Linked DNA regions of Homo sapiens: all the other regions are linked to region 2. The links are chromatin contacts, found by Hi-C or POLR2A ChIA-PET in ENCODE. All regions are on one chromosome and are shown on one strand. Each heading gives the region's core, a stretch centred on a gene start or an enhancer-like site at or near the end of the contact. The rest is flanking DNA. Distances are from core to core; before and after follow the strand shown. Region 1 has its middle 17 kb from the start of PIRAT1. Region 2 holds the start of HNRNPLL (heterogeneous nuclear ribonucleoprotein L like). Region 3 holds the start of RMDN2-AS1 (RMDN2 antisense RNA 1). Region 4 holds the start of CYP1B1 (cytochrome P450 family 1 subfamily B member 1). Region 5 overlaps CDC42EP3 (CDC42 effector protein 3).

Region 1 (2,700 bases), core at 159-2,658, 710 kb before region 2:
CTGGACGATCTTATTCTGTCCTTCGATTCCACAACACCAGGGCTGTTGTGAGACAGATGAACGCTTAAGACCAGGACCCAGTTGGACACACTCAGTACCTACTGCTTTCTCACCCCCATTCTCCTTTCTATTCCATTTCGCTTTCTCTTCCTCGATCTGTCAGGGTTTCTAATCCTGACAATGAGCTTGAAATGGTCAGGTTTACTCAGAGAAAAAAAAACAAAACAGGCAATTGGTATCACTCAAAGAAGAGCCTAGACCAGGTCTCAGGGGCAGATTCCAAGTATGTAGAGTCCCCACTCACTCGCCTTACCTCTGTCCGCAGCTCAGACGCCGTGTGAATCCTAAATTTAGACCCTGCTATAACATGTGGCTACTGACCTCCAGAAAGGCTCCTCCCCAGAAAGTCATAACCCACCCAAGGGAAGGCAGTGCAGTATAATGATTAAAAATATGAATTTGGAATGATAATTTCATTGGAATCTCTGTTTGCTTATATGTTGGGTGGGCTTGGGCCACTTATTTTTACATCTCTAAACCTCAACTCCCTCATCTGTAAAATGGGCTAATGATATTTAACTCACAGATTGTTGTGATTATCAAATGAGACACTGCATTTTTAAAATGCTTATCACATTTCATAACTAGGAAGCACTTAACAGACACCGTCATTATTCGTTATGAAGTCCAGACTTTGTAGGACTCAAAGGACTCTATCTCAGGGGTGGAATCATCTGGAGCCCTGGCACCATCGGTTGCCCAAGGCTCCTTTCTGAACAGCCAGGTCCCTGGGAATTCTCTAGGGAATGAAGTTGGACTTCATTCAAACTTCATTCTTCTTCTTCGAACTCCACCATGATTCTGGCCTAGAGGCTCTGACCTCCCGCCCAGAGATCACACTGCCTCTCCTCAGTCTCATCCTGTCAATCAAGTCGACTACGGGACCTGCTCAGTCAGGAGCGTGCACTCCACTTTCTCTTCTATTCTCCTGCTGGCTTCCTCTCCTCCACCACCCCTTTCCTCTCACTTACTTTCAGCTGCCAAGAATAAGATACTGTTTTACCCACATCTATCTACTGTCACTCAGTCGGGGACTGGGGCTTCCTGAATCAGCACAACTTTTTCTAATTAGGTTTGCCATAGTTGCATGCTTCAAATGTAGTGGTTGAATTCCTCAAAGAAACTCTTCAGGAGGAAGGAAGGGTGTGGCAGATTATGCCACCCCAAAATATGCCACTTTGGCGTGTTAAAAAAAAAAAAAAAACCACTTCAGCAGAATTAAATTTAAGGGAGTTTAATTGAGCAATGAACAATTCACAAATTGGGCAGCCAACTCAGAGAGACTCCAGGAGTGCCTTGTGGTCAGAACAAATTTATAGACAAAAAAAAAGTAAAGTGACATATAGAAATAGGAAGTGAGAAACAGCCTGACTAGCTACAGCTTGGCGTTTGCCTTATTTGAACACAAGTTGAACACTCAGCAGTGTATGAGTGGTTGAAGTATGGCTGCTGGGATTGGCCAAGACTCAGTGACTGTTACAGGTGCATACTCCTAGTTAGGTTTTCAGTCTCGTCTACCAGTTAAGCTAGGTTGCAGTTCATCCACAAGGACTCAAATATAGAAGTACAGAGTCCTTCTCAGGCCATATTTAGTTTGCTTTAACAGACGTAAGGATTATTCTGAGCTGATGATAATTAAGAAGTGGACAGAAGAAAAACTCTGCTCTCCTTTTTTCTTCCAGGAAGGGCAGGACAGTTCTTGGTCCCCTGAGACAACCGTAGATCCTATATCCCACACACTAGACCAGAGGAACAAACTTGACCAACCAGCCCTTACCGTCCATGAGTTTCCCATTTATCTTCCCACAACTTGCTACCCCATGAAGTCCAGAGTGCTTTTCCTTTCTCTTGTTAATTCTCTACAAAAGTATTGGGTTTTTTTGTTAAGATGTTATATAAGCCCAAGTTCTAACAATCCCTTTGAGTTACTCATCTCTAGGTACCTCCATGTGTATGTGTGACACATGCTAATAAACTTCTGTTTGTGTTTCTCTGGTGAAGGTGCTTTTTTGTTAGTCTAATATACAGGGCCTCAGTGGGAGAACCTAAGATGGCTAGAGGGACAAGATTTGCTTTCCTCCCCTATAAAAGCAACCCAGGGGTGGGTAGGAGGAAGAGGCAGGTAGTGCTCTGTTAGGAAGTTCTCTGTGCACAAGTTCAGCATCCCTAGAAGGCCTCTACTCCTACCCTCAGTCCTGCTTTGTTTATTCAATGCTTTCTTCCTCCTGTCCTCCCAAGTCAAGTATCTGCGTAAGGCTACCTCCTACTTGAAGTTAGCAACCCCTGGGCTGCTGACATGGCCCATTCCTACAAATGATGGCATTGATTAGAATTCACACTCAAAGCAAATTTTGCCTGATTTATTGGAGAAGTTTCCTTAAATCCTCCTTCTGTTCTATGTCCTCTAGGCCATTGAGCCTGGAGTGTCATTGAGAGTACTGTGAGCAATCTTGCCTTGCAGTTAACCACTTAATAAACTCTTTATTCATAAGTAGATGTTGGGGGAAAAGGATAACTTCACAGTAATCACATAAGGACTGGATTATGGCCCCAGCTCCACACTCATTGGCTACGTGATCTTTGTAAGTCATTTTCCCCTCCCTGGGTTCCTCATCTGCCAAATGCGAAAGCTGGGCTGGA
Region 2 (2,700 bases), core at 197-2,696:
AAGTCATTAAAACCGCTTAAGTGCACCAAAAAAGGGCAATAACGTTTGCTCCGCTTTGTTTCCTTAAAGTCTCCATCCAACTGAAGCTAACTACTTGCTGTGGACAAAATGATCACATTCCTTCTGCCTCCCCCTAACATTTCTGGTAAGAGAAAGACCTGGCTCTAGGAATGTGTGTTTAATGCAACCCTGAGCTCACTTCATCCTTTCATGGGGCAAATGTGGAATAAATTACCAATGAAAAACTTTAGTAATTTTAAGATTTGTTTTACTTGAAGGTAGGGGTGTACCAACAGCTGCCAACACTTCTGTTGAAGTGTTGTAACCGAAGAGGTAAAAAGTGTACTGAGTAATCCACAAAATTGGGTAGAGCAAAGGATGCACGCCATGCTTATAAAGAGTTTAATTTTAAAATTTTTTAAATTAAACCTTCAAGGGAACTAGCATGTGAACGCCAAGGCATAATCTGTTATTTAATTACGGGTCTCCATAGGACCGAGGCGGAGAGAGCTCCCGGTAGAACCGACGCAACCATCCCGGGATGGTGACCAACGCGCGGCTGCTGCGGGCAGAGGGACTGAAGAGAACCGGTGGTCCCGACGCTGGCCCCGAGCCCGAGGAGTTAAACTAACAAAGAGCTCCCCGAGCCGCGAAACCCCCCAGAGCGGAAGCGACGCCTCCCCGCCGCCGCCGCCGCGCCGCGACCCTCCCCAAGTTCAGGGCCCGGCAGTGGACTCGCTGCGGGGCCTGCGGCCAGGACGGCGCCGGGTTCGCAGTCGGGATGCGGGAAACAGGTAGAGGCCAGAATACGAGCCCCAAAGAGAAGAGTGGGCGCTTCCCCAAACGGGTCGGCGCAGCGGAAAAGGCTAACTGAAGCAAGCGGGAGGCCCCGCACCGAGGCCCTGCTTCCCGGGGAGCAGCCAGGCACAGCGGACAGGGGGGCCGCGCTTTGTTACCGGCTGAGAGAAGCTCCGGCCGCCGCCGCCGCCATCGCCCCCGCCCCGGGGCGTCGCTTCCCGGCGGTTCTCGCCTTCCTCGGCCGAGTAGTCGATCTCCCCCTCCTCGGTCTTGAGACGCTTGGCCTGGCTCTCGTACTCCCGGTCCTCCTCGTACGTCTCCCTGGGGGAGGAAGAGGAGGAGGACATGGCGGCGGCCGGAGGGACCGGCTGGCAGGCGGGTGGGGGTGGCGGTGGGGCGCGCGCCTCGGATGCCGCCGGCCAGTCCTCGCCGCCGGCAGCGCCTCTTCTGCGAGGGTCTCCGCGGCCCGGCCGTCCGCGGGGACTGCGCGGCCAGGAGACTGGCGGCTGAGAAGCGCGGACGGACTGAGGGGGGCGCCCCGGGAGGAAGCTCTGGAGCGGCCGCTCCTCTCAATTACCGAGCCAACATTCAGCCTCTCCCTCCTCCTCCTCCGTCTCCGCTCCCTGCCCGGAGGAGCGAATCTAAGGATGGGGACGCAACCGTGGCTTCCGGTCTTCCCTCCTCCCCTAAGCCGCTCCCAGCCGCGCAGGCCGAGCCTCCGCCCCCGCCTTCGCGGCCGTCGCGCAGGATCGAATCCAGCCGCAGCCTGCGGGAAGCGCCCCCCCCGGCCCGGGTTCTGCTCCCTATTGGCAGGGGCGGGAAAGTCGACCGGGCTTCCCATTGGCTGTGAGGGCCGTTCGTCAAAAGCCGCCCGCTGCTCGACCTCACTTCTCTCCCCGCGCCTTCTGAACTCGCCGCGGTCCTGGGAGGCCCGGCGCGCAAGGCGCGCCGCCTGGGAGTAGTTGCGACCCGCAACCGTTGGCGCTATGCGGCTCCTACCCGAGGCCAGGCGTGGAGTGAACACGGACGAGCGACGAGAAGTGCGGAGAGGCTAGGGCTGCGGGTGTTAACCGCCCTGCCGCTAATTTAAATGCTTTTTATCACCTCTTAAAAAGAGAATGAGGAAAAAAACCTCTAAAATCCCTGCAGTCATACCCCCCGAAAAGCCCTAAAATTGCAGGCGATGAAGGGAGAAAACGGCTTGGAGCCATGAGAATGGTCTTTCCACTGTTTTGTGTGCAAAATCTGGTAGAAGTGGGCGGACCCTCCCGCCCCTAGCTGGGTGTTGGAGAACAGCTGTCAGCATTGACTGAAGGCTGCGAGGCGCGCGTCGGCAGGAGGCGCTGCACGCGGGCGCTCGTCGGTCTGATCGGTTATAACTCGTTTGTAACCTGGGCCCTTTACTGACTTGCCTGTCCCTGTAAGTCCCTGCTCCAGTTAAATATGTTTTAATCCTTCCATATAAAATCTCATCCTCCATCCCAATTCTTTCTCTTCTGGACAATGTATTTACTTCACTTGATCATTTATTGTCGAAAGATACAAAAGCCTTTCAAAGTTCTGTGATCACAGCTTGCTTCCTCTGTGGTGTCCTGAGGGCTTTTCCAAGATTTTAGTTGCTGCTCTCTTTTTGCAACAGGGCCCCTTATAACTCCCTCTTAAGATGTTCTGTTTTAAAAACTCTGTGAGCGCCTGAAGACAGGAACTGTGTGCAATTTTCATTTTCGCAAGCCCAGTTCCTGTGCGATCTCCAGCACAATTTAGGTGCTCAACAATGCTGAATGAGTAGTCCTTGGGAAATAAAGGTCCAGTGTATCTTTCAGGACAGAAACTGGCAAATCAAGGCAACCTAACTGCCCTCTGTCAGGTGCCTCTTGGAGGACTGCCTGAGATCAAGAGCCT
Region 3 (2,700 bases), core at 19-2,518, 570 kb before region 2:
CAAATAAATTCACGTGTGAAAAACCTGAAAGAACGAACTACAAAACATTCTTCAACAATAAAAGAATAAATATATAGAAATCAGTAGCCATGACAAATACAGATGGCAGCCAGTTAGAAGGTGTACTGGAAGGTAATGCCTCATTTACCCTGAGTAAAACAAGATCAAATATCTAGGAATAAATATAAGAATCATGTCTGATAGGCAAGCAGAAATTGAAGGAACCCCAAAAGTTTGAACAAATAAAAAGACACACTATATTTTGATTAGGAAGACAGCATCCTAAAATTATCCAATATCCTTCAATTAATCTACAAATTTGATAAAATTCCAATACAAATACCAACAAGATTCTTTTTATGTTCTGAGGTTCAAATGGAAAATCAAACAAGTAAGAGTAGTTGTGAAAATACTGAAGAAGTCAAGCAATGAGGGGCAACAATACCTACCAGATAAGAAAAAATGCATAAAGCTATCATACTCAAAGAAATATGAATGAATAGACAAATCAGTGAAATAGAATATAAAGTCCATAAATACATCCTAATACACATAAAAATGTATATGATAAAAGAGGCATGTAAAATGAGTTATTCAATAAATGAGTCCCTGGAAGATAAGGAGGGTGGGAAACAGATAGGATAGGCTATGAATTATTAAGCAACTGGTTTATATCTAGTTTAACCAGCAAGATGCAGGAGCATCTTCAACTTAGTTTTCTCATAGCACCATGATGTCCACAAATCCACTTACAAGCAATAGTTCTGTCTTTCCCAATGTTACATTCCAAGCATTCACAACCGTATCTGGACACAGAAACTCTACCATGGTACCAAACAGTAATTACTCTGCAGAGGTAATAGGTGCACACACTATTTAGGTCTGAATACCACAGCAGGGAAAGGTATGCCAGCTAGGAAGGAAATAAAATCTCAGGAAAAACGAGGGCAAGTAGAAAAAAAAAAAGATAAGAGGAACTAAATAGCCTCGCTGGGCACATACTCATGGGAACCCTGCTGATGTTGCCCAACTTGAAGATAAAGAGATGCCTATGATATAGAATCATGAAGATCTCACCTCAGAGAGATCCGTGATATGTCACCCAGGAGCATCCGTCACCTGCCGGAGCACTGTACCAGGAAACCAGAGGCATGGTTCTGTGTAATCTCGAGCAAGCTAAGTGGCCATGATGAGAATGCTTCTTCCTACTGTGCCCAGCTACAGGATTTATGTAAGAATGACACGAAATGACAGATGTGAGTACACTTTGCAGCTCTGATCAGTGGTATCCTAATAAAGAAGAATTGTTAGCTTTGAGTTGAGCCTTGTTTGTAACAGGCACTCACTTCACTGTTGTTGCCTTTTATGTTCCGGAGTCCTGCATGATATGGACTCCAGGATAGCAAGAGTCCACATACCCCTCCCCAAGAGAAATTAAGCTGGGAGCCATGGAATTATCATCATCTCCTTGCCACCCTGTCCAACTGCAGGTCGTGGGAAGCTGAATTTACCCTGTGAGACTTCTGCTTCATTTACATTCATCTTGGCAGGCAGTGGTGGGTCGTGGGGAACCTGTTGAAAGCATGACAGCAATGAAGGCTTTCTTACATGCTGAACTCACATCAAAGCTCTTTTCTTCTGTGCTGACACATGTAACTCTTTACCAGTCTGATGATAACACATACAGAGACAGACCCTCGGATTCCTGCTGGGGAGAAAACAGAGCCAGAGATATGCTGTACTGAGCTGGCAAATACAGTGTTCTTTCTGTTAAAATCTGATGGGAAAGTAACTAGGCAAAAATCCATGGTGCTGGCTACGGTACAAAGATGACCAAGGCTGTCTCAGGTATCCTGGTGGCTTTATTGTCTATTTCCGGGAAAAGAGTAGGTAGGGATCAAGAGCAAAGAACATGGGAAAATGTGCTGCTTTGTCATTGCAGTTCATTTATTTCCTAGAAATTTTGGCTTCTAGGGAAAGGCAGCGTGATATAAAAAAGAAAAAGGTACTGGACTCAACCTGATTTAAATCCAGACCTGACACTTTGCTACCTGGATGAACTTGGGTAAGTGACCTAAGCTCTCTAAGCTTCAGTTTCCTCATCTGTAAAATGAGGATGAAATTTTCTATGCAAGATTTTGTAAGGAAGATCAAATAAATGGACATAAAGCAATTGACACATAAATATGGAAACGATTTCTCAGCTTTCCTCCCTGAGGGACAGAGACTCTTCAGGCTACTTAAATTCTCCCCAGACTTTTCCAAGTTGCTCTTTATCCTCATACCCTGGCCACACCACAAAAGCTGCCCACATAGAAGAACTTGGTGAAGACTTGCTGACTATTCCCCTAAATTCTGCTTGTTTAATAAACATCTGCAGAGACAGGCTCAGCAATGGGCTCATTGTGGAGAATCCCAGAAGTGTGTGGCAACACCAAAGGAATTTTATGAAAGTCCCAGGAGAGAGAAACTGTCGTTCAAGTCATCACATAGCAAACTGCCCCTAACACGTGCTGCACACACATTAGGTGGTGACTCAGTTTTGGTGTTTGACTTGAGTCTTAAAACATAGTTCAGAACCTGATGATACTTCCCTGAATTCCCATTTTTAGTGTGAAAGTGTGTTCGGCTTCCCGTTGGCTATTGGGAGCTTGAAAGAAATTCAAGGAAGGAGACCTACAAACTGCTTATAAAGGATAC
Region 4 (2,700 bases), core at 1-2,500, 530 kb before region 2:
CGGCTGCGCGGCTGGCGCGTGAAGAAGTTGCGCATCATGCTGTGGGCTGCGCGCCGCTGCACCTTCCAGTGCTCCGAGTAGTGGCCGAAAGCCATGCTGCGGCCGCCGGACACCACACGGAAGGAGGCGAAGGCCGGCCGGTCGGCGAAGGCCGAGCCCTGCTGCACCAGGGCCTGGTGGATGGCGCGCTCGCCATTCAGCACCACTATGGGGCAGCTGCCCAGGCGGATCTGGAAAACGTCGCCGTAGCGCCGCGCCAGGCGAGCGAACGAGAGGTGAGCCGCCTGGCCCACCGCCGCCGCGTTTCCGATCAGTGGCCACGCAAACGGGCCCGGGGGCGCGGACCGGAGCTGCCGCCTCCGTTGCCTCAGCAGCCGCTGGCCCACATGCACAGTGGCCAGCACCGACAGGAGTAGCAGGAGCGTGGTCTGCTGGATGGACAGCGGGTTTAGCGGCCAAGGGTCGTTCGGGCTGAGGCTGGTGCCCATGCTGGGGACAGAGAGGAGAAGGCGTGACACTCAGGGGTGCAGAGACAGGAGCGGGCGCCCCACGCCCCTACCCCAGCCTCTGGGGACTGAGTGCCGTTGGGTGGAGAGGTCGGAGCTGACTCTCTGGAGAAATGGCCGAAGACGCCCCTTCCCATCCCCAACCCACTCTCCCTTGGAGAAGAGAAGGGGCGTGTTTCCACCTCGCTGTAACCCAGCGCCAAACCCTTCCCCTCCCCGCAAGGCGCGTAACGGTTCCTGCAATCTGGGGACAACGCTGCGGGCATCGAGGCGGTGGCGCTTGATTTCCTTTAAAGTACCTACCACGCCACCCGCTACCTGTAATAATCCATCTGAAGAGGTCGCCGGGCAGCGCCTCGGCAGACAGACTGACCTGCGGGGAGGTGCGGTTTCCAGTGGCGCGGGACAGCCGGCTCCGAGAAGGAACTGGGACCTTTGCCTAGGGCAAGACGTCAACAGGAACCCGCAGGCCCGGCCTGGACACCTGCTGCCCTCACTGGAAGCTTTAACTCCCACTCGAGTCTCTTGGCGTCGTCAGTGCCAGGAGCGCTTGGATTGGGATGGGGACGGAGAAGGGTGCCTCGCTCGCCGAGCCCCGCTGCCCTTGGGGACCTGGCAAAGTCGAGGTTTCCTCACAGCGTTGAGATTGAGACTGGGGGTCGGTGAGTGGCGTCAATTCCCATGCCCTTGCGGCTCTCACAACTGGAGTCGCAGAAGCGCTCGCTCCCACTCCCACTCCAGAGTCAAAGCGCGCCATCCCGCTCCTCCGGGTTTTAAGGACTGGGTAGAAGGAGGGCAGCGCGACCTGGCAGGGCGGGGCCTGCGGGGGGCGGGGCGCGCCGCACACCAGGCCGCTTTGACCCGGACTCCCGTCCAGGCGCACCGGCCGGCCTCGGAGCTCTACCAGCAGGCTTTCATGGGAGCGGAGGTGCCCACGTTTCCATTGTGCGGTAACCGCGCTTCATCACAGCCACCTCCAATCGAGGCCGCACGGTGTCCCCAGAACCACGCTCGGTACAACCTGCCCCGGCCGCTGCGCTCGACTTGGGAGCGCGCCCCGCCCCGAGCGCACGACCTCCCTTCCCTCTCCGCGACTTGAGCTTGCTTCCCGGAAAGCCAGTGTAGTGGCAGCGGTTTGCCTCACAGCGCCCCTGGTTGGTTGTTTAAATTTTATCTTAGGTTCTCGCAAACAAATTGCCACCTCAGTGGAGGCTCTTTGGCATGCTAAATTTTTTCCAGTTCTTGCGGCGAGATCAGGAATCCCTAAAAGTAGCCGCTCCCCCGCCCCGGGGCCCCGACAGTGCTTGGGCACACAAAGGCTCCTGGGGCGCAGCTGGCCCTGAGATTTCCCGCGTAGAGGCCACTCCAGGTGGCGCCGCCCGCTGGTGGGCGCGGGGCCGCCCAGGCTGCGATGGAAGCCGTTGGCGCAGGGCGGGGAGCCAAGCTGGGGCGACTGGGGGGGCCTGGGGGAGCTAGCGGGGCGGGACCCGAGCGGGGCGGAGAGTGGCAGGAGGAGGCGAATCTCCGCGCTCCGGCGAACTTTATCGGGTTGAAGTTTCTGCTGTCGCCTCCCCTTTGCGTGCGGAGCTGGGCTTTGCGTGCGCCGCTTCTGGAAAGTCGGCTCCAGTCATATCCCTGGGCGCTGCCTGCGGCCGCTCCTCCCGCGCTTCTCACGGCACCTGACACGCGGAGGCGGCGGCCGAGGGTGGGGTGCCGGCCACCACCACCCTTGGCGTGGGGTGCCGGCCGCCACCACCCTCGGCTGCGCACGCACAGTCGCGCCTGCCAGGCCAGCGAGGCGGACGCTTGGGCCACCACCCGCAGGCCGAGCCCGGGCGCGTATCGCCACCTCGCTGCGCACCGGCGGCTCTGTGGTCTTCCTGGGCGCGCTTGCGGTCGCGAAGGGGGCCCTCCCTTTATAAGGGAAGCCGGAGGCGCTTGGGCGGGGGTGGCTTCCCCCGCCTGGCGCGCCCTTTCCTACATGCTGATGCATAGGATTTTCAAGACAGCTAAGAGAACAAGGACTTCACGAGGCGGGGGGAAGGGCGAACTCGAGGGAAGAGGTGGGATGTATCTGGTTAACCAGGTAGGAATTGTACTGGCTTCATCAAAGGATAAATATAAAAGTGATAGGTTCACCAGGGACAACCCTGCACTTTGAGCTCCACTCGCGCTGCGAATCTCGTGCTATTAT
Region 5 (2,700 bases), core at 38-2,537, 950 kb before region 2:
AGACAAAGGTTCTTATAGTTAGCCCTTTCTCAAAAACCTTGACCCTGAAATTTGAACTTCCCACAATTATTCCTGGTTTCTTTCTAGTTCCACAAACTTTCTCCTAGTTCTTGGATCATGGTTTGTTCCTCTTTCCCTTCATAGATAACACTGGAGATAACATTCATCTCAGAAGTTAGATTCCTTTAAAAACAAATGCTCTAGTTCCTGGGGCACTAGAGAGAAAAGATTTGCCAACAAAAGGGTCCAGCTTGCCAGTCAGTCATGTGGCAGGTCAGAGAGAACACATGTGGCAGGCAGACAGGTGGGCACAGTGCTGCTGAGAACGGACATGCTCCCTTACAGGTTGTGTGAGAAATCCAAGAGTTTCAATACACAAAAGGACCGGAGAGGAAGCTACGGCCCTGGTTTTTATAAGGAAGGAAGAGAGCCGGGTTGCACTAGGCTAGACAATTCTAGTTTCTTGTGACTGACTGAAGCGTAAATGACAGTGATAATGATAGAAATAATCACAGCAGTAATAAATAATTTGGTTAAGAAAAAAACTGAAGCGGTGCTTTGCTTCATTTCTTACCATCTTTTTGGCAAACAGAATGATGCTGAAAATATCAAAACAGGGCAGCAGCCAGGAGGAAGGGAAAATCAAGCGGTTTTAAAAAATGACAGACAGAAAAATCAGCTCCTAAGTTACTTAGAGTTGATGCACTGGCAACTTACAGGACTCTGAAAAGAACCAAGGAGTTGGGATATTTTTAAAATTCCATTTATTTTAAAGGAATGTTTGGTTTGCCTACTAATTGTTTTTAGATTAATTCTTAGTGGAGAGAAAAAGTAAAAAAAAAAAAAAATTGCATCCTGCAAAACAGGTTGCAGTGTTAATTTAAAACACACATGTATAAAAATGGGCAGGTGGGTTGAGGGGTGCTACTGCCCCCAGGGACCTGCGGCTCTGTTCTTTTCTCCTCCTTGCAGGAAGTGAGCCTGCATCCGACTTCCCCTTTCTGGCTCGGTTGTCACATCCTTCAGGGACATTCCAGCTTCTGATCACTTTTCGCTTTGCCTCAGCACAGTCGCACTATGCGGCCAGTCACGGCACCACTGCACTACTGCACCATCTGAGCCCCATGCCAGAGTATCCAGCGACTCCTCCTGCATGTTGGAACCAACAGTCCTAGGGGAGGATGATGACTCGGCCAAGTACCCTCCGCCGCCTCCCTACCCCCAACCATCTGTGGGCTATGTCTCTCTGCTGCCAACCAGAAGATAATAATTCCACTGTGCCAAGCGCCCAGAACATGATCCTAGGCTCCACATTTAGAAGGGATAAAGGCTACCTGGAACATGTCCCCGCATGTTCAGAGGGAGGCAAATGGGAGGAAGTGAAGGAGCTCGATTAGGACATGTGAGAAGAGGCTGAAGGAATAGAGCAGCTTAAAGAGAACTCATAGAAAGAGAAAACTAATCTTAAGGGATCTGAAGGATTCATTTAATTGTAATGAAAAGGAATTAACTTGTTCTGGGAGGCCCTAGAGCTACCAAGCAGAAACTACAAGGAAAGATTTTGGCTCCTCCAAGTAACAGCTCAGGTTTCTCAAAAGATGGAATGGGCTGGGGTGGGGAGGGGACAGCAAGTATGGCCATGGGATGAAGCTCTCACAGAGGGGAGGGCGGTTACCCTGCGCCTCCCTGACAGTGCGTGAAGGGAGGTGTTCACGTTCCCATTTATTCTGAGTTTCCTGTATGGGAACACGATCACTGCCAATTTCCTTGTAGTCCCATGTCACTTTTCCATAGAAAAACGCACACGGACTTTCCCTTGAAGAAGCTTTCTCTTTGAACACGGCAGTCTTCTTACTAATATAGAAATGACCAGCCAATCTTTGGGATCAGAAACACTAAAATATTACTACAATGTGGACGCTCATGTCAATCCTTTTACAAACCTCTGTAGGAGTGCTTCTCTGAATAATTTTAAAATTGAAGGGGAAAAAAACCCCATAGTGTTAGATTTTCATTTAAGTTCAATGCTGAATTTCTAAGGCGGAAATCAGTGTAACCAGAAGCACCCAGTAACCCGAAGGGGATGCTTTTCATATTTTCAGTCTGTTTAACTCCACCCATTTGAGAAGATAAGAAGATGCCTTTTCTATTTTTAGATTCTTACCCTCTCCCCATATCATCTAAACTGAGGACATAGCTCTAAGCTTCAAGACTATGAAACTCTATTAGCTGGCTCCCCAGCTGCTGAGCTCTGTTATGCAAATGAACTTAGCCAGAACGAGCAGGCGGTATTTTAAAGACCCATTCAAAGTCTGATACATCTCACCTTCCATTATTTTAAAGGACTTTCATTTGTGATTCAGCTACAGCTTGAATTTATTGTTCTTTTACAACCCTGATTATATACAGACCCACAAATACCATATGTGAGACTCAGTGCTAATTTGTGTACACGTCTCATTTTTATGGGATCTAATTTGAAAGATCTCTTAGAAGCAAAATTGGAAGACAGAAGGTCCACCTCACATAGCACCAAGTCTGCACTTTTGAACAGAGGCCATTAGGACCTTTTTTCCTATAAAAATGAGTTACTGGGGAAGACTCAATGTGGACATAGAACTCTGGCAGTTACAACAAGGCAGGAGGAGGGCAAGTCCTCTCATGCCTGGTTCATTTATCAGGACGTGTTGTACATGGCAC

The links. Hi-C counts contacts between places; a loop is a spot of excess contacts on that map. ChIA-PET counts read pairs that join two places held with the same protein, here RNA polymerase II (POLR2A). Pooled maps may share reads with other maps.
Region 1: a pooled map shows a loop between it and region 2 (6-fold over the local background). The contact joins the enhancer-like site here to the promoter of HNRNPLL in region 2. A Hi-C loop is called at or near these places in 1 of 37 single-sample maps with no recorded cell type and 3 of 50 pooled maps. POLR2A ChIA-PET finds 5 or more read pairs at or near these places in 1 of 52 experiments (B cell).
Region 3: a loop to region 2 is called in a pooled map, with 2.7 times the contacts of the local background. The contact joins the promoter of RMDN2-AS1 here to the promoter of HNRNPLL in region 2. A Hi-C loop is called at or near these places in 2 of 50 pooled maps. POLR2A ChIA-PET finds 5 or more read pairs at or near these places in 2 of 52 experiments (WTC11 and activated T-cell).
Region 4: a loop to region 2 is called in a map of chondrocyte, with 2.0 times the contacts of the local background. The contact joins the promoter of CYP1B1 here to the promoter of HNRNPLL in region 2. A Hi-C loop is called at or near these places in 1 of 168 maps with a recorded cell type or tissue (chondrocyte), 1 of 37 single-sample maps with no recorded cell type and 7 of 50 pooled maps. POLR2A ChIA-PET finds 5 or more read pairs at or near these places in 2 of 52 experiments (HEK293 and Panc1).
Region 5: a loop to region 2 is called in a pooled map, with 2.4 times the contacts of the local background. The contact joins the enhancer-like site here to the promoter of HNRNPLL in region 2. A Hi-C loop is called at or near these places in 2 of 37 single-sample maps with no recorded cell type and 4 of 50 pooled maps. POLR2A ChIA-PET finds 5 or more read pairs at or near these places in 2 of 52 experiments (GM12878 and activated T-cell).

What each region holds. Positions count from the first base shown.
Region 1 is chr2:37,891,508-37,894,207 of GRCh38, forward strand. No RefSeq gene overlaps it. Among named protein-coding and RNA genes, the nearest start is that of PIRAT1, 17 kb to the left of the region's middle. Within about 2 kb of position 1,409, at least 6 of the 41 ENCODE cell types and tissues checked have a DNase peak (open chromatin) inside an H3K27ac peak, as active enhancers do; they include B cell, where a contact is called at or near this core.
Region 2 is chr2:38,601,482-38,604,181 of GRCh38, forward strand. It overlaps HNRNPLL (heterogeneous nuclear ribonucleoprotein L like), which reads right to left and starts at 1,447. Exons shown (of 13, transcript NM_138394.4): 1 at 957-1,447. The coding sequence starts at 1,145. RefSeq lists silencers at 1,167-1,266, 1,287-1,336, 1,557-1,626.
Region 3 is chr2:38,035,073-38,037,772 of GRCh38, forward strand. RMDN2-AS1 (RMDN2 antisense RNA 1) reads right to left here and starts at 1,269. Exons shown (of 4, transcript NR_102712.1): 1 at 1,078-1,269. It also overlaps a transcript of RMDN2 not described here.
Region 4 is chr2:38,074,901-38,077,600 of GRCh38, forward strand. CYP1B1 (cytochrome P450 family 1 subfamily B member 1) reads right to left here and starts at 1,251. Exons shown (of 3, transcript NM_000104.4): 1 at 880-1,251; 2 at 1-489. The coding sequence starts at 488. RefSeq lists a promoter at 1,232-2,607, cis regulatory regions at 1,246-1,253, 2,174-2,203, silencers at 1,247-1,336, 2,247-2,366 and an enhancer at 2,074-2,272.
Region 5 is chr2:37,652,929-37,655,628 of GRCh38, forward strand. All of the region lies in intron 1 of CDC42EP3 (CDC42 effector protein 3), which reads right to left. Among named protein-coding and RNA genes, the nearest start is that of CDC42EP3, 17 kb to the right of the region's middle. RefSeq lists enhancers at 1,144-1,353, 2,021-2,080. Within about 2 kb of position 1,288, at least 25 of the 41 ENCODE cell types and tissues checked have a DNase peak (open chromatin) inside an H3K27ac peak, as active enhancers do; they include GM12878, where a contact is called at or near this core.